Linked DNA regions of Homo sapiens: region 1 is linked to region 2. Evidence: chromatin loops called from intact Hi-C (ENCODE). Cell type or tissue: PC-3. All regions are shown on one strand. Each heading gives the region's core, and the rest is flanking DNA. Links, peaks and the distances in the headings are about the cores only.

The links. A loop is a pair of places that touch in the nucleus more often than their neighbours do. Peaks named below come from ENCODE experiments on the same cell type or tissue, not always from the same donor. Only the 100,000 strongest peaks of a DNase experiment are listed, where the experiment ranks them.
Region 1: it touches region 2 in a loop (2.7-fold over the local background); 1 of 110 quality-filtered maps calls a loop at or near these places.

What each region holds. Positions count from the first base shown.
Region 1 is chr5:103,783,594-103,793,553 of GRCh38, forward strand. All of the region lies in intron 2 of LOC105379107 (a long non-coding RNA gene), which reads left to right. Among named protein-coding and RNA genes, the nearest start is that of NUDT12, 230 kb to the left of the region's middle. In PC-3, for the core only: a CTCF peak has its summit at 4,818 (motif pointing right); no DNase peak of the experiment used is centred there.
Region 2 is chr5:103,698,322-103,708,281 of GRCh38, forward strand. All of the region lies in intron 2 of LOC105379107 (a long non-coding RNA gene), which reads left to right. Among named protein-coding and RNA genes, the nearest start is that of NUDT12, 140 kb to the left of the region's middle. In PC-3, for the core only: no CTCF peak of the experiment used is centred there; a DNase peak (open chromatin) is centred at 5,510.

The sequences.
Region 1 (9,960 bases), core at 1,030-9,029, 85 kb after region 2:
ACATTTTAAGTTCTTAGAGGGTAGAGATCTGATTTTGTGTATGCTTGAATCCCTGTTAAAACAGGGTTTTCTGTGTAGAAGGCATGCGATTGTCAAAGAAGTAAAATTCACCTTGTGATTCTGTACATTTGCTAAGTCATGCTGTGGGTGATTTGGTTGAGTATTGGGAGTTGCTGAGTTTAAATATTAGGACATGGTAAGATTAATTGTAATAACCTCATGTTTTTTCAAGTAGCTGGGCAATAGGCACACCAGGCCATAGTAATCCTGTGTAGAAATTTCCCTGGTGAGCAATCCATCCATGGAGGATAAGTTTAATTACTGAGTCTTCCTTGCCTCTTTGTTCAGTCTAAACTTGAGTTATATATAATTTATTGTGAAGATATATTATCTGGGAAGTTTTCCAGATTCATCTTTAAAGAATGGGACTTCCTAATATTATGATTCTTTAGGGCAGCTTCTTACACTGGAAATAAGACTAGCAGCAGTAGACTACATTAATACTACAAGATAGATTGGAAATTTTTTTAGATTGAAATCCTTTAGGAATCATACTGAAAATTTCTTGTGAGTGGAAATTATTCAAAACGTTGTGTTTTCTGTTTTCTGGCTAAAGTTTTAGTATAGTAAATCTATTACTGTTGTTAAGACAATAATTTAATTTTGATAAAGGATTCCATTTACTGATAACACACAATGTTTTGAAACATTTATTAAATCAGGTTACACAGTTTCAGAAGTGACTTGTTTAACATCAAAAACAAATTGTTGCATACTAGGAAATTCTTTATCCTCTTGAGTTGGATAATGTAGAATGTCATCTTGTTCTTAGATAATAGTGACACAAACTGATCGTTTTTAGTTCTCCTGGCAGAAGGAAAAATCTATGCTAGAATTTACACATTAGTAGAGTCACTTTCTGAGATAAGATTGCATAATAAAGAACAGCCTTTGCTTAATATATTTTAGTTTTTGTCTTCTTACAAGTTATATACACACATTGCTTTAGAGAGTACATATTGATCCTATGGCAAACTTTTAATTCACTAAGTTACTTGCTTTGTGAAGGTCATTATGACCGATCTATGAAAGAGAGAGTGATTTTTCATAACTGACTTTGAGACAGCTATATCAACTCTTTCTTTTTTGGCATTGAAATAAGACATAAAATTCAAAGAGAGGCAACTGGCCTGATCTACTTTGATGTTTTCTACCCTAAATCTCAGTCTTTTGAATCTTAAACTTTTGACCTGACCGTGATTTCTGATACGCTTGGACATACTTCATGCATTCTCGGTTCCACTTCAATAATTCTAATCATTAAAAACAATGCTGTTTTCCTCCAATAGAAGGGGACTTAGAAGCAATTAGTTTGACCAACAAATTGTATTGTTAGAAAATGAATATTTTTATTTTCAGGATTGTTTCAGATGGTTTTTATTCTTTATTTCATATTATACTTCTAGTCATTTAATTTTACCTCCTACTCTTTGCAATATTGAAATGTAGTACTGAAATGTAAGATATAATACTAGTGGAATAGTTGGGAAGATCTACTGGAAAACAGTAAATATATTGTGCATATTTAGAAAAATATCCTGAAGAGCAGGAGTTGTGTATCTGAATGCGAATGACAAAATACATGTGTGCCTATAGAAGGTGGTAGAAGAAACTGACTCCAGCTATATTAGAGAAGTTATGAGTATTGGTTATGTACTTTTGCTTGTCTGTATGACTTGATTTTTGTTGAGTGAGCCTGCATTGCTTCTGTAAAGTAACTTAACTCTGCTTCCATTCGTCATATCTCAAGGGAGTAAGTATGCAGAGAAAGAAGGCCTAGTCCTAGACTTTGCAAGATACCTCAAATGAAAGATGAAAGACAGAATTGGGCCTGAGAAGGAGATTGAAAGTATCACAGGGAGTATATCAGTGGGCAAGTTACGTAAATGTGAGCACACACTCACATAGTTTTTCTCAAATGATATAACACAACCAAATATTATTCTGCTCACATACTAAACAAAACAGTACTTTGAGAAAAAGACTCAGCTAATAATACTCAAATGTTCTATAAATATTCACAATGGTCTGCAAGCTGGATGCTGATTCATTCTGCCTAGTAGTTTATTCCACTGTGACTCCTTTCAGTGCAAAGAAAAAGATACTTGACCGGGCAGACAGGATCAGCGTGATGTAAGTATTGGTAGGTGCATAAAAGAATGTCACTGCTTTGAGAATAAAGTCTTACCTCATTTCAGTTTCACAATATTTTTAAACATTCTGTAATCTTGGTCAGTGTATGGTTCCATATTTGCAGTTATAAAGTGTTATATTTACACATAAATTGCAGACTCAAGACATGGTGATCTTTCTGGCTGGCAGAAAACATTCACAAAATTTTAGAAAGATTGTCTGTATGGATGGATGTAGGAGCATCACATGGCAGGGCTGTGTGCCTAGAAGCCAGGCATAATTCAAAATTAGCATAAATCAAGAAAATTTTCTTAGAAGAATAAATGTAAACAGTAGATGCCTTCTTCAAATGCATAGATAGTCAACTTTCTAGCATATCTTAAAAATTCTTTTTATTGGCCGGGCACAGTGGCTCATGCCTGTAATCCCAGCACTTTGAAAGGCCGAGGCGAGCAGATCACTTGACCAGCCTGGCCAACACAGTAAACCCCGTCTCTACTAAAAATACAAAAATTAGCTGAGCGTGCTGGCACGTGCCTGTAATCCCAGCTACTTGGGAGGCTGAGGCAGGAGAATTGCTTGAATCCAGGACGCAGAGGTTGCAGTGAGCTGAGATCGTGTCAGTGCACTCCATCCTGGGTGAAGAAGCAAGACTCTGTCAAAAAAAAAAAAAAAAAAAAACTTTTTATTTTCTCAGCATTTTTCTCGAAAAGACTCAGTGATCTCTCTAATATTAACATTATGGAGAATCCCAGTGGGTGAGTCACAGTTTGTATCAGTAAGAGTCCTTTCAGGAGACAGAATCCATAGAGTAATTAGAACAGGAAGGTTATAATAAAGAATTATTAACTGTAACAGAGGATTGAAGTTATTAGGCATTGACTAGTAAGAAGAGAATTCTGAAGAATATAGTATTAATAGATACAAAGAACAGTGCCTTGCCCTAGGGATGAGATAGTGGACCCGAGGCAGAGTTGCCACTCCATGGCTGAGATGCAGACCTTGTTGGAGAGGCACAGCTGTGGTTTACTGAATGTCATTGCACTGCTATGCTGGCAGACCTTACTAGAATCTGTCCTCTAGAACTTGTTAGAAATCTATTTATGACGGTGCTAGAGAAAGATGTTCGCTATGAAGTGCTTCTTCAAAAGGCCATTAACAACAAAACCCTCGTGGGACAGGTGACTAGGGAAGCTGCTGACTGGCCCCTGGGTGTAGCTGAATCCCATACACAGCAGGAGTCAGGTGTGTTGGAATCTTCTGTGCTGTAGGTGCTTGGTACTAGAGAAGCTGCAAGTGCTGCAGGAGGCTGCCAGTGAACACACCAGAACCTGGAAAGAAAACCTTTCTCATGCAGTGCCCTTAGAGCCCTCTTGACAAAGCTTAACATCATCTAGCTAGCAAAGGAAAAAATATTTAAAGAACCCTTATTTTTTATACAGCAGGAAATGAAGGATGTATTTGGAGTTGAGGGAACAATAAGTTGATAACTGGCACAGCCTTTATCTTTATATATAGTTTTACCTCTAAATTGTTACTACCAAATTCCTGATTTGCAGGTTTTTTTTCTTCTCAGTAGCACCAAGCAGCAATATGGCCATTTTGGGATTCAGAATACTATACTTCAAACTAAAGGCTTAAGAAGCAGTCTCAGAAGCAAACTTTCTCTATGACCTTCTCCTGCTTTACTGTCTGTCACCCCTCATTTCCTTTTTCCCACTCTCGCTTACCCTGCTCCATGACCCACAGAAACTAGAATTCCTTTTCTCCTAGGCAGGTCATAGAAACCTGAACCCATTTTTCTTTTCAAAGTCAGCCATAAAGTCTAAAAATGTTATTCTAACTATCTCTTTCTCCACCTTTCTGTGTAACAGCTGGCCATAAAGAAATTAAGGCCCTCCTTCTAGAGGAGTCCTACCCTATACCTAGAGGGTAGGAATGCTACACAGAGAGGCCAAGAAAAATCTGAGAGACAGGCCTTGGTGAGCCCCCCTACTCAGTCTATTGGCATTAGATCATACCCTTTACTTCCAGTCATATTTCTAAAGGGCTGCCCATTCTTCATTGAACCTAAGCATAAAAATAGTTTTCCTTGTATCTTTATGTCTTCATTCTGAAGACTCCTGTATCTCATAAAACTATGATCAAATAAATTTGTTATACTTTTCTCTTATTAATCTGTCTTTGTCATAGGGGTGTTGGCTGTGTCCCTTAGGATAGAGAGGAAAGGGATTATTCCATTTCAACCCTTGCAATTCTGGCAACAAAGGTGAGATGGTGGTGACACCTGACTCATTCCAAACTATGCAGATAAAATTTTAAGACAACTTATAAAAAGCTGGCAAAAAAGATAGGAATTTGTATCAAGATCAGTTCTCCAGGATCTCTGTAGTGCCCAATCAAGAATGGAAGGTAAAAGTTGCTCTTTATTCCCCACCACCCCCAACCTTTTTTTTTTGTTTGTTTTCCCCAAATTCAGGGTGACAGAAGAAAACCATTGGTCTGGATTGTGGCTCTGGGTAAATTTGGTTTTAGTATTCCCATTTGTTATTGATCCTTTTGCTCTCATGGACACTTACCATTTTCCTCTTTGTCTCATTTGGTGTTCTGAGAACTTGGCTTAGCTTGCTGCCTGTAGGGGGCATGCAGGTTACTGGATTTGTTTGGACAAGCAGTCAACTGAAAAGTTGGGGCGCCCATAAAAAGAATATGGTTGACAGGAATGTGTGTTGAACTCTATTTGCAGCTAGCATACTAATTATTGTTAGCCCTCAAAGAGTTTCTTTTAATTGTCTTTCGTGGTGGCTATGGATCTTGTGAGGACCTCTTATTTTGCACTTCTTTGAGTGTGTCTCATAGATGTTTGGGTAAGTCATAAAAGGCTTATTGGCTTTGGTTCTGTAGATACTTTTGATTTAAAAGAAAAAAATAAAACAAATGTCAGAAATATTTTCTGTTTTCTCCAGCTGAAATATGGTAAGAGATTTAAAGGGATTTTTTTTAAGTGCTGTATCGTCTGAAATCAACCATCTTAGTCCATTTTATGGTGGTATAAAGGAATACCTGAGTCTGGGTAATTTTGTTTTTTTTAGATGGAGTTTCACTCTTGTTACTCAGGCTGGAGTGCAGTGGCAAAATCTGAGCTCACTGCAGCCTCTGACTCCGGGGTTCAAGCAATTTTTCTGCCGTAGCCTCCCCAGTAGCTGGGATTACAGGTGCCCACCACCACACCTGGCTAATTTTTTGTATTTTTAGTAGAGACAGGGTTTTTCCATGTTGGCCAGGCTAGTCTTGAACTCCTGGCCTCAGGTGATCCACCTGCCTTGGCCTCCCAAAGTGCTGGGATTACAGGCATGAACCACCATGCCCAGCTGAATCTGGGTAATTTATAAAGAAAATAAATCTATTCACCTCATGGTTAGGCAGGCTGTACAAGAAGCACAGCACCAGAAACTTCTTGGCTTCTGATGAGAACCTCAGGCTGCTTTTGTTCATGGTCGAAGGCAAAGGAAACCTAGTGGTTACAGAGATCACATAGCAAGAGAGGAAGCAAGAGAGACGGGAGGAGGTGCCAAGCTCTTTTAATAACCAGCTCTCAGGGTGTATTAGTCAATTTTCATGCTGCTGATAAAGACATATGTGAAACTGAGCAATTTACAAAAGAAAGAGGCTTAATTGAACTTATAGTTCCATGTGGCTGGGGAAGTCTTACAATCATGGCAGAAGGCAAAGAGAAGCAAGTCGCGTCTTACATGAATGGTGGCAGGCAAAAAATGAGAGATAGCTTGTGTGGGGGACAGCCTTTTTTTAAAAACTATGAGATCTCATGAGACTTACTCACTTTCATGAGAATAGCATGGGGAAGACTTGCCCTCATGATTCAATTACCTCCCACCAGGTTCCTCCAACAACACATGGGAATTCAAGATGAAATTTGGGTGAGGACAGAGCCAAACTGTATCATTCCACCCCTGGTACCTCCCAAATCTCATGTCCTCACATTTCAAAACTAGTCATGTGTTCCCAACAGTCCCCCAAAATCTTAAGTCATTTCATCATTAACTCAGAAGTCCACAGTCCAAAGTCTCATCTGAGACAAGGCAAGTCCCTTCCACCTATGAGCCTGTAAAATCAAAAGTAAGTTAGTTACTTCCTAGACACAGTGGGGGTACAGGCATTGGGTAAATACAGCCATTCCAAATGGGAGAAGTTGGCAAAAACAAAGGGGCTAAAGACCTCATGCAAGTCCTAGCAGGGCAGTCAAATCTTAAAGATCCAAAATCATCTCCTTTGACTCCATGTCTCACATCCAGGTCACGCTGATGCAAGAGGTGGGTTCCCAGGGTCTTGTGAAGCTCCATCTCTGTGGCTTTGCAGGGTACAGTCTCTCTCCCTGCTGCCTTCACAGGCAGGTATTGAGTGTCTGTGGCTTTTCCAGGTGCATGATGCAAGCTGTTAGTGGATCTACCATCCTGGGGTCTGGAAGATAGTGGCCCTCTCCTCACAGCTTGACTAGGCAGTGCCACAGTAGGGATGCTGTGTGGGGGCTATGACCCCACATTTCTCTTCTGCACTGCCCTAGCAGAGGTTCTCCATGAGGGCCCCACCCCTGCAGCAAACTTCTGCCTGGGCATCCAGGCATTTCCATACATCTTCTGAAATCTAGGCAGAGGTTCCCAAACCCCAATTCTTGACTTCTGTGGACTCACGGGCTCAACACCATGTGGAAGCTGCCAAGGCTTGGGTCTTGCACCCTCTAAAGCCAGAGACCAAGCTCTATGTTGGCCCTTTTTAGCCACAGCTGGAGTAGCTGGGACACAGGGCACCAAGTCCCTAAACTGCACAAAGGATGGGAACCCTGGGCCCAGCCCACAAAACCACTTTTTCCTCCTGGGCTTCTGGGCCTGTGATGGAAGCGGCTGCCATGAGGACCACTGACATGCCCTGGTGACATTTTTTCCTTTGTCTTGGTGATAAACATCCAGCTCCTCATTACACAGATTTTTGCAGCCAGCTTGACTTTCTTCTCAGAAAATTGGTTTTTCTTTTCTATCTCATTGTCAGGCTGCAAATTTTCTGAACTTTTATGCTCTGCTTCCCTTATAAAACTGAATGCTTTTAACAGCATCCAGGTCACCTCTTGAATGCTCTGCTGCTTAGAAATTTCTTTCACTATATTCCCTAAATCATCTCTCACAAGTTCAAAGCTCCACAAATCTCTAGGGCAGGGACAAAATGCCACCAATCTCTTTGCTAAAACATAACAAGAGTCACCTTTGCTCCACTTCTCAACAAGTTCCTCATCTCCATCTGAGACTATCTCAGTCTGGATTTTATTGTCCATATCATTATCAGCATTTTGGTCAAAGCCATTCAACAAGTCTCTAGGAAATTCCGAACTTTCCCATATTTTCTGTTTTCTTCTGAGCCCTCCAAACTGTTCCAACCTCTGCCTGTTACCCAGTTCCAAAGTTGCTTCCACATTTTCAGGTACCTTTTCAGCAGTGTCCCATTCTACTGGTACCAATTTACTGTATTAGTCTGGTTTCATGCTGCTAATAAAGACATACCCAAGACTGAGCAATTTACAAAAGAAAGAGGTTTAATCGGACTTACAGTTCCATGTGGCTGGGGAAGCCTCACAATTATGGTGGAAGGCAAGGAGGAGCAAGTCACATCTTACATAGATGGCAGCAGGCAAAAAATGAGAGAGAGCTTGTGCAGGGGAAGCCTCTTTTTAAAACCGTTAGATCTTGTGAGACTTATTCATTATCACAAGAACAGCACCAGAAAGACTTGTTTCGATGATTCAATTACCTCCCACTAGGTTCCTCCCACATCACATGGGAATTCAAGATGAGATTTGGGTGGGGGCACAGCGAAACCATATCACATGGGAATGAATTGAGTGAGAACTAACACATTACTGCTAGGCCGGCACCAAGCAATCTGGGGGGAATCCATCCCCATGACCCAAACACCTCCTATTAGGTCCCACTTCCAACTTTGGGGATAAAATTTATACATGAGGTTTGGGGGACAAAAAGAAATTTTTTTTTTTTTTTTGAGACAGAGTTTTGCTGTTTTGGGCCAGGCTGGAGTGCAATGGCGTGTTCTCGGCTCACTGCAACATCCACCTCCCAGGTTCAAGCAATTCTGCCTCAGCCTCCCAAGTAGCTGGGATTAAAGTCATGTGCCACCACACCCAGCTAAGTTTGTATTTTTGCTAGAGACAGGGTTTCTCCATGTTGGTCAGACTGGTCTCAAACTCCCGACCTCAGGTGATCTGCCCGCCTCAGCCTCCCAAAGTGCTGGGATTACAGGTGTGAACCACGTGCCCGGCCTACGGGGACAAAAATTTAAGCTGTAGCATTGGCTTAATTAAAAGCTGATATTCAGGCTATACATTTTTCAAGGCCTCTGTGCTCTCTGTTGGATTGAGAACATCAGAGTTCTGGCTACCATATGGTGGAACTTAAATGAGACTCTTGCAACTCTGATACTCCTTGAGGAACACAGAACACATGCCACTAACTCCCTTTCTGAGTCCCCTGTCTTCCTAAATGAGCCCCAAGAGTGGTAGGTGGGTGCCTTTCAAGTCTAAAGCTCTGCTTCCTTTTACATTGAGTTCCCTGATCATTTTGGATTTTGGAGGTACCAAGGGTTAGTTTAAACTGTGAGACGACACTTGACCTTTGGGTGTGTGATAACTAATGATTCACTAGCAAAAGCTACAATTTTAAAGGTAACTGATGGCAGATACAATGAATGGTTATCACTACAGTGGTTGAACTCTGGCTTTTTGTCCCATTTCTTTCAAATTTAGATAAGAATAGCCTCATATTTCTGACTGAGTCAAAGAGAAACTGACAGTAAATGGCACTTTGGTGTAAGAAAACTATTGGCTATGTTGATCAAAAGGATCATAGAGCCAAAGCCACAACTTGACAATGGATATTGGGCAGTTGGAGGCTGTTGCAAAACTTACCATCAAAGGTTGGGGCTCCTGTGGTTGGCAAGCTAGTCACAAAGTAAATTGATTGATGTTGGATGGCCCATTCAGTCTCAGGGGGAGTATCCTTGTGGTGAGGTGTACTGTGAGAGCACAGCACAGCCCATCCCTGTGGTCTTTCCATTTTGGACATTTTTCTGGACTCTGGTAGATCTGAAATTCAACATAAAAATGTGATTCTTAATTTCTAGAGATCTGGATGCTCTGCCTTCCAGCTATGCCTGTTTTTTATATGTGTAAGTATTAGGCAGTGGGAGCTACAAATGCTTTGTCAGTCCTATTCATTAATGGGTTCTACCTGATTTATTTTTTGTTAAGAAACAAAAATAAATTAAAATGCGACTTATCTAATTAGAATGGCTTCCAAAATATGCCTTTCGGATATTCAGCTGGTTAATTTGAAAAGACCTGTAAATCTTCTAGGCTCATCCTTATGTTTTTTGTAAAATCCTGCAATAAATTTCTATAATTTCAGGCTGCCTGAGCATCCATTTTTGAATCCTCTGTGTCTCATCTAACTGACGCACCTGAACCCAATACTTCTACTCATCAAGGTTCTCCTAGAGAGTGGCTATCTTGATAAGCCTGTCAGACCAAAGCTAGAGTTTATAGCCTCTTTCCAGACTAAATCTTCAAGACCAAATTAGGAAAAAGTGCAACAAATCTAGTTTTAGAAGAAATGAATATTTTCTCCACCCCGATAAGCTTTGGAAACATTCAGACCTAAAATCTAGTCCACAGCTTCCATAAAATTT
Region 2 (9,960 bases), core at 1,416-9,415:
TTATACTTCTTTTTTTCTTTTTTAGGGGTTGTCCTAGAGTTTGCAATATACATTTACTACGGATTCAAGGAATTTAAATAAAAAACAAAACTGTGATTAATATGTTAAGGATTTTAATGGAAAATGTAGGCAACATGCAAGACCAGGTTAATGGTAGAAAAATACAAATAATTGATATGCCAAGAAAGGGAGGAAGACGAAGTCATATAAAATTGCAATTAAATCACAAGAGACAGAAAATATGTGGAATACAAATTTAGGAATAAAGAAAAAAGGCAACAAATAGACAATAATAGTGTTATTATGATACATATGATACATATGATAAAATTAATCTAATTTTAGCCATAATCACTTCAAGCATTAATGATGTAAATACACCAATTAAAAGACAGAGATTGTCAGAGTGAATAAAAAATAAGACTCAATTATATGTTTTTTACAAGAAATTTACTTTAAATATAAAAGCATATACCGATTAAAGGGATAGAGAAAGATATGCCATACCAACATTAATCTAAACAAAATGGGAGTTGCTATATTAATTTTAAGCAGAGCAGACTTCAGAGCAAAGAAAGATATCAGGGATATAGAGGGAAATTACAGACATTACTTAATGATAAAGGGGCCAATACTCCATAAAGACATAATGATCCTTAATATATGTGTACCTAACATCAGAGTTAAAATATAGGCAAAAACTTATAGAACTACAAGGAGACAGGGACGGATGAATCCACTATTATAATAGAAGACATCAACACCCTTTTCAAAACTCAAGGTGGAAAATCAGTAAGCACATATTTAAACTCAACGCGATCAATGGACTACTTCATCCTACACCAGCAGAATACTCACTAAGACCAGATTCTGGGTATAAAAGTCAATTGCTTTTCTACAAATCAGTAATCAACAAGTGTAACTTAAATTTAAAAGACAGTACTATTTACATACTACATTATTATTTAGCACTTCCCTCCCCCAACAAATTAAATGCTTAGGTATAAATCTCAGGAAATATGTACAAAGTCTATATGTGGAAAACTACAAAGCTAACAAAAGATATCAAAGAAGAACTAAATAGAGAAATATTCAATGTTCATGGATAGGAAGATTCAATCTTGTCAGAATGTCATTTCTTCTCAAGTTGATCGTAGATTCCATGCAATCCCAGTCAAATTTCCAGGGAGTCATTTTGTGGATATTGACAAACTGAGATGTATAAGGGAATAGGATAATTAAAATTGACATTGGAAATTTTTTCATGCCATATACTCTGTAGTGGCATAAATCTCAGTCACGAAATCAGAGGTGATTTAACTTCACTTTACCTTTATAACTTCGCTTTTTACAACCTACTCCAAGCCTCTTTTTACTGAGTAATAGAAATAATTGTCAATGCAAATTGTCAACCCTTCTTTGAAGTTGATTATAAGTTCAAGGGGACTTTTAATAACTTGAGTAATATATTGAGATTGGAGCACCCTTTGGTGCTTAATATTTGTTGAGCTGTACATCTCATTGGGTCCTTGGTCTTTGCGGGTTTTTTTTTTCAGGCCATTGCTGTTTTATGCCTTAAATTTGGCTAACAGTCCTTATAGGGTCTGATGAATCCCCATTCTAGGTTTCTTCTCTTTCTGAATCATTCTGGCAGGCAGTGGAAATTGTGAGATTGTCTGAGGTCCATTCTCCTCAACCCGTCATGCAGCCATTGCTCCTGTGTCATGTCTAGTGTGCGGGGATATTCTGAGGTCTTCCTACCTCTCCAGGATCTACTGGGAAGTGACGTAGTTTCTCTGTAATCTGGACTTCTCCACAACTATTTGAAATTATTGTTTTGCTCCATTCTGGGGTCTTGGTCTAAGATGAGGAGTGTGGCTAATGTGCAGGTATCTTTCTTAGGGACATATCAGTATCTGAGCTCTCATTGCTTTTTCTCTTAATGGAAGTAGAAAACTTTACTTTTACTTCTTATATTTGTTATATGCTTGATGCTTCCTAGAGCTTAGGCTATTGACACTCGATAAAGCTTGTTCTATATTCTTCTGCTGTGCTAAACTTTTCATGGATGCCAATGCTATGCAGACCAAATGCAAAATGTCTTAAGAAGTAACAAGGATAAAAGAAATGATATTATTATTTAATATTCTTTCACCATCTTTTACATAAAGATGAGGGAAATGAGAATTGTGGAGATTTGAAAAGGAGGTGAAATGAAGAAGCACAGCTAACACTAGCAGGTGGGTAGTTCAACTTTTTCTCCTTCTAGGATGCCACAGTACCACTAAAACTCCAAGGACAAAAGAGAAATGTTATAGTAACAATAATAATAATAACAGGTAACATTTATTTATGGCTTACTCTGCTGGAAACTTCTCTAATGAATATTTGTGAATTATTTCATTGAACTCTCACAGCTCAGGAGGTAAATATATTTCATCATTTTACAGGTGGGAGAACTGAGGCACAAAAAGGAACATTGACATGCACAAAGAGAGGCAACAGCTGTCTCCAGCTGTAATATCATGCTACCCTGGTTATGTGGTTGTACTAGTTATTGGCGGTTTATGTTGCTTCGTAACAAATTACCCTGAAACTTGGAGGTAAAATCAATAAACATCTTATACATTTTCAGTTAGTTAGGGATTTGGGAGCAACTTAACTAGATGTTACTGGCTGAGGGTTTTTCATCAAATTGCAGTATGGTGTAAACTGAGTCTGCAGTCACCTGCAGGCTTGACTGGGGCTGATGAATTCGATTCCAGAGTGGGTTAGTTGCTCACATGCCTGAGTAATTTGTGCTGGCTGCTGGCAGGAGGCCTCAGTTCTTCGCCATATGTCCCCCTCCATAGAGGTGCTTGAGCTTTTTTGTGACATGGTGGTTGGCTTCCAAAAAGAATGATGATCAAGAAAGAAAGAGCAAGAGTGAGAGGCAGAGAGAAAGAGAGAGAGAGAGGCTTCAATACCTTGTATGATTGCTAGAAACTTCAGGTTTTATCCCTCTCAAATTCTTATATTGGTACCCTAATCTTCGATAGGATAGTGTTAGGAGGTAGGGGCTTTGTAAGGTAACTAGGTCATGAGGGATCAGTGTCCTTGTAAGAAGATAAAAAGTGCTAGTAGCCCTTACTCTTTGCCATGTGAAGATACAAGATGTCAGCTGTCTGCAACCTGGTAAAGGATCCTCACCAGAACCTGACCATGCTAGCACCCTGATCTAGGACTTCCAGCCTCCAGAACTGTGAGAAATAAGTGTTTGCTGTTTAAGCCACCAAGTCTATGGTAATTGTTATAATAGCCTGAACTGACCAAGACAATAACCTTGACTAGGAGTTATACACTGTCACTTCTGCCATTTTTATTTGTTAATTTGTTAATTTCAGTTAGTATTTTAGAAGTCAGTCGTTAAGTCAAGCATATATTCAAGGACAGAGCAATTAGTCTTCATCTTCTGAAGGGGGAAATGTCAAAGAATATGTGGGCATATTTTAAAACCACCGCAATAGGTATTCTACATTTATCATGAATATAGTAATTTAGTCCAATTTAACTTCTTGCTCTTTACATGTATTTGTAAAAAATATTGTCACAATAAACACATCCAAGGTGGCTATATTATGAAAAATAAATTGTATACAATTGAATCCACCAACACCTTGGGCTAGTGTTATGGCATAAAAACAATAATAGCTTGGATGTTTGCTTTATTGTGCTTGGGAATTGATTTCTTAATTTATAAAGATAACAATTTCCTCTGCTTTTATTTGTGGCTAGTTTTTTTGTTTGTGTGTTTTGTTGTTATTGTTGTTTTTGAGACGGAGTCTCGCTCTGTCGCCAGGCTGGAGTGCAGTGGTGCAATCTCGGCTCACGGCCTCTCGGGTTCAAGCGATTCTCCGGCCTCAGCCTCCTGAGTAGCTGGGACTAGAGGCACATGCCACCAAGCCCAGCTAATTGTCTGTATTTTTAGTAGAGACGGGGTTTCATCGTGTTAGCCAGGATGGTCTTGATCTTCTGACCTGGTGCTCCGCCCGCCTCGGCCTCCCAAAGTGCTGGGGTTACAGGCGTGAGCCACTGCGCCCAGGCTTGTGTCTGTTTTTTTTTGTTTTTGTTTTTGTTTTTGAGTCGGAGTCTCCTTCTGTCGCCCAGGCTGGAGTGCAGTGGCGCGATCTTGCCTCACTGCGAGCCCCGCCTCCCGGGTTCGCGACATTCTCCTGCCTCAGCTTCCCAAGTAGCTGGGACTACAGGTGCTCGCCACCACGCCCGGCTAATTTTTTATATTTTTAGTAGAGATGGGGTTTCACCGTGTTAGCCAGGATGGTCTTGATCTCCTGACCTGGTGATCCACCCGCCTTGGCCTCCCAAAGTGCTGGGATTACAGGCGTGAGCCACCGCGCCTGGCCAGCCTGTGGCTGTTTTTAATGTGTTTTTCATTTTCCTCCTTGATATATTGAAGTCAGTCTCTGTGGTACATTTGTCTTTCTTGAGTTACATTCATAGATAAAGTGCAGTTTACAGCCTCCAGCTCTACATGCGTGGGTTCAAATTCCAGTCTTACCACTTAAGAATTTTGTGATTTTGGGACATTTAAATAGTTTAAGTCTCAATTTCCTTGTCTGTAAAATGTAGATGATAATAGTGCATATGCCATGTGATTGTGATGAGTAAATGATGTACCTGCATGTAAACTGTTTATCACAGTGCCTGACACATATGCTCAATACAGGTTATTTGTATTGTTGTCATTTTTAAAACTCAGAACAAAACTGATATACATTGACTTTTTTTTTTTTTTTTTTTTTTTTAAGTAACTGACAAATGACATGAGACCACCAACTTCTTTCTCATGGGTATCACGATATTTAAATATGTCCCCTTTTAGCAAATGAAGCTTTAAACTAATCAGCTATTAAACACATGATTGCCAAGCACCTTATTTTCAAAGAATTTATCCATATTCCCTTAGGATCAGGCCAAATGGCTTAACTGATTTCACTATTCCCCCTTAAGGTCACTTGGTTAATGACAATAAAACACTTAATTATAGTAGAGTCGCAGATCAAGCTTCCCAGCTCACTCCAGTTTTACTGAGAATTTGCCTCTTGGTTTCTCTTTTCAGTCTTGTTCTCTATTAAGTCAGATCTCAGATGATTGTGTTATCAATCACACTAGCAACATTTACTCAATATATCCAATAATATGATCAGAAAATCATATATGTTCTTTTGAGATAAGCTTCTGCAGCTGTTTTTATTGCACATGGTAAGTAAAGCAATATGCAAATACCTGGGTTGATAAGTGGAATGGACCAAGATGTAAAGTTGACTGTCCTTTATAAATTCAGGAAGTATTCAAATCACTTAGTTACTGGGCTTTTTATGACTATGATTCCTAGATTGAATCTCTGGAAAGGTAAATAATTTAATTATTTGAATTCAAATCAGGGAGTGCTTGTCTTCTCTTGTTATGAATATCATCATTATGTAATGCCAACACTGGAATATCCTGTTTTATGGGAAGTAATGAATCATCCAGTTATCTATGAAGGTAGAGTATGACAGATGTGACAGTCCACAGAAGATTCTGTCGGGTAATTTGGCTTCAATTTACCTCGACCAGCCCAGTTCAATGATTAAAACTAGTTATCTCTTCAGCGTATAAATGGGCATTATTGTCCAACACAGGCTACATAACTTTTTCTATCTAGGCTGTTTTTCCAGGGAATATACTGGGAAAGAAAAAGAAGACATTTTCCTTTGGTTGTTTTGTGAAGATTTTCAGTCCTGGATGTGCATCAGAATTATCCACAGGGCTTTAAAAGATTCAAACGCCAAGGCTTCATCTTAGACTTACTGATTTGGAAAATCTAGGGACAGATGCACACGTTTAAAGATCTCTTTTGCTAATTTTAATGCACTCTTAGGTTTAAGAATCATCACATATGCTGAAGTTTTAATTGAGAAAAAAATCAGCGGTCACTTTGCAATTTTCTTTTTCCTAAAAGTATAAATTAGGAATTAATATAATACCCAGTACACACTAAACAAGCTCTGTCATGGTAGAGATTTTGCACAGAGCTTCAAAGCTCGTGTTAAAGGAAATAAGGAAGCTGTAACAGGGAACGTGTCTGTTCTTATTACTTGGGTTAGAGGAATTTCTGGAAAAAGTTCTGTTCCTAGAGGAAATCTAATAAACCACTTCTGAGCTGCATTTTATTTTTACTTTTACTTTTTACTTTTCGACAAACTGATTAACATTTCAAGGTTTTTCTCCCCCTCATGTATGATTTTGTAGACTTCATTGACTCATGATTCAGACATAAGGTTGTATGTGATTGCATTTTTGTGATAAACTTTGTTTACAATTTACTGGATTCTCTAATCTTGCACAGGTCATTTGCTAATTTCAAACTTTAAAATCTCAGAATATAGGCCAGGCACAGTGGCTCAGGCCTGTAATCCCAGCAGTTTGGGAGGCTGAGGCAGGCAGATCATGAGGTCAGGAGATTGAGACCATCCTGGCTAACACGGTGAAACCCCATCTCTACTAAAAATACAAAAAAAAAAAATTAGCCGGGCATGGTGGTGGGTGCCTCTAGTCCCAGCTACTCGGGAGGCTGAGGCAGGAGAATGGTGTGAACCTAGGAGGTGGAGCTTGCAGTGAGCGGAGATCGCGCCACTGCACTCCAGCCTGGGTGACAGAGCGAGACTCCGTCTCAAAACAAAACAAAAAACAAAATCTCAGAATATAATCTGTCACATTAATCTTACACTATATTGAAACTTCCCTGGGGGCAGTTACTTACAACCATGTTTTGCTTCCAACCCTACATCTAGTTATGATGCTTATTTTGCTTTGTATAGAACAGTGTCTGGCACATAGTAGGAGTTTAATTAATATCTGCTGAATGAATAATCTCCCCAAATCTGCCCAATTTTTCACCTGTTACTCTACTTCTTTTGCCCTGATAGAAATGATGTAGAACATGTTTTATTATAGCAGATATGTGTGTGTGTGTGTGTGTGTGTGTGTCTGTGTGTATTTGTTGTGACCACCTAGTACTTTTTAAAAAAGAATTAAAAAACATATGCACTGAGAATTGAATTCTCCACTATTTCCTTTGTTATATCACATTACAACACCTCGCTGAGATGTGGTTTTAAGCATTGAACTTGAAATGTTAGTTTGTTTTTATGAACTGGACAAACTCTTTAAAGCCATCACCATTCTGCTCCTCACAATAAAATTAGCCATTTTGCACTTATATTTTCTGGTGCCAAGCTACATGTATTTTACTCTGGAGAAACATCTTAGTTTTTGTGAAAGATGGTTTGGAAGAATTAAATATGTGCAAAGTGAATGATGGTGGCAATAAAAATTATTTTTGGAAAGCCTGCCTTTATTAAAAACTAGTTTTTCAGTGGAAAAATAAGACACATGTTTTCTAGCAGTATGTATGAAGCTTTTAATAATTTTTAAGTGATTTTGCATATTTTATCATGTTTACAGCACATTTAATCCTCAAATATCTAGGGATAAACTTGAAACTTTATATTTGAATGATTAAAGAAATGGAGAAAGGGTCGTGACTTCCTTACTATAGCTAATAGTTTTAATAGTATCTATCATTTAATGAGTAATTGTAATATATCAGGAATTCTGCTACTTGATTTATATATATCATCTCATTTAATCCACTCAGCAACCCAATAAAGTAGGTATTATGAATGAGGAAACTAAGGCTCAGGGCAATTGCCTTGCTGAAGACCAGACAATAAGTGGCACAGTAAGTGACTAGGTTTGGCACCCAATCCACTGGAATTGAAAGTCCCTGTTCTTAACAATACTACTATGCTCCTGATGCTTAACTGCAATTTTCCTAATAACAAATACCTTTTTTTCCCCATTATATTATGCTTTCTTTTTATTACAGCAACCATAGACCCAAATCAATGAAGACAATGTAAATGTGCCAACCACATTTATGAATTGTAGATCTTAAATAAAGCATTATAAAATTTATACAATAAGTATTAATGAATTTTATTATTGATAAATACTCAAAAATAATTATTATTTGATTGGATTTACTGTTTTACTGCCTCCTAGCTTGCAGAACAATATTCTGACTGCTGCCATTTAAATTGAGATTTGTTATTTTATAAACTATCATTCACAGAGGACATACATTCACTCTGGCTAAATAATATCTTGCCTCTCTCAGAAGCATACGCTTACTCACAGGTGTACTTAAAAACATATATTGGCTGAGTGCAGTGGCACACACCTGTAATCCCAGCACTTTGCGGGGCCGAGAGCGGGGATCATGAGGTCAAGAGATCGAGACCATCCTGGCCAACATGATGAAACCCTGTCTCTACTAAAAATACAAAAATTAGCTGGGCATGGTGGCGGGCGCCTGTAGTCCCAGCTACTCGGGAGGCTGAGGCAGGAGAATTGCTTGAACCCGGGAGGCCGAGGTTGCAGTGAGCCAAGATCGCACCACTACACTCCAGCGTGGCGACAGAGCAAGACTGTCTCAAAAAAAGAAAAAAAAAAAGAAAATTCTTCTGGTTGATGGTGACATAAGTAGCTAGGGCATGAGAACATCCACAGAAGAACATAGCCTTGCAATGGCCAAATATTCTAGTGTTCAGGAAAATCTACCTTTTAAAAACAGTCCTCACATTTATCTTTTACACCATGCATGGCTGGAATTGTAGTACTTCTGTAAATGTGTTGTTTCTCTTAGTCCAATTTACTGGCCAGATGTCTGTGTCATAAAACCACCATCACCACCACCACTCTTGGTACTAATTAGCACCCCATTTGTCAGCTTCAGTCCAGTGGTGGGGATGTGAGTGATTATAAATACTATAATACCTTCTCACCTGTGAAAGTAGCCCTTCCAAAGACAAAGAAGAAAGCGCAGCAGGCGGGAAACCTGCATTATTGTCACCTGAGCTGTTCCTTTCTCTGGACAATTTCAAGCCTAAACATCTGTTCTAAACACTACGTTTATTAAACTAAATAACAAAATACATTCATCTGTATATAATAGCCCTCCCAGGGGATACAGAATGGGATTTCCCTCTTTCTAAAGAAAGTGAAACAGTTGACAGAGTCTTGTGTCTGTTTAATGTCAAGAAAAGCAGCCTGGGAAATGGGAAAGGAACTTATTAGGAAAGATTTTTTCCCCCCTTGACCGTGGTATGACTGTTGCTGAAGATATGCTTATGTGAATTCTCCTGCAGTTTTTAATTACAGGGTTAATTGTTGGCAGGTGGGTAAGAGTTCTGTTACATGTAATGTTTAATTGTTTATCCTTTGCTCTTTGTTAGAAATTGCATGCATTTTGGAATGCATTAGTTTGAAAATGAGACTCGAGAGGTCTGTTGTGATAATGTGTTCTTTTCCATGCTAGAGGACAAAATAAACTCAGATGGTATAGTCCTAATTCTCGCAAGGTCAAAAACTTTCCTTGTAAGTAGAAATCGTATGACTACCAATAAATATAGAGGCCATCCACTTAACATTCTTAATAAAAGTAAAGAAAAAGTCAGGTAAATGTAGCCATCTTGGGTGGATATAAAAGCCCATTCTAAAGCCAACACAAATGGTATCAAATATTTTAACTTTTCTCTTCCCCTTTCTTATGACAGTTACAACTTGACCCTGACTCTTTCTCTCACTTTTCTTCTTGTTCCTCCTTGTCTCCTAAAGACTTCACCTAAATTTTGAATGTATTTCCCCCATCACAAGGCTCTCAGCACTCCCATACCCTGTAACCTCAATCCTCTGCAGTCCTAAAACTCCAGCAAGCTATAGAGCTCAAAGGAAGTGAACTGACTTTTAGAATAGGGACTGGAAGAATGAAAAAGTCTAAAAGGATTCAGAGAGGTAAAAATAAACTGGTTATAGGTGTAGAGAGAAAGTCCAGTCAAAGATGCGATTCTAGGTTAG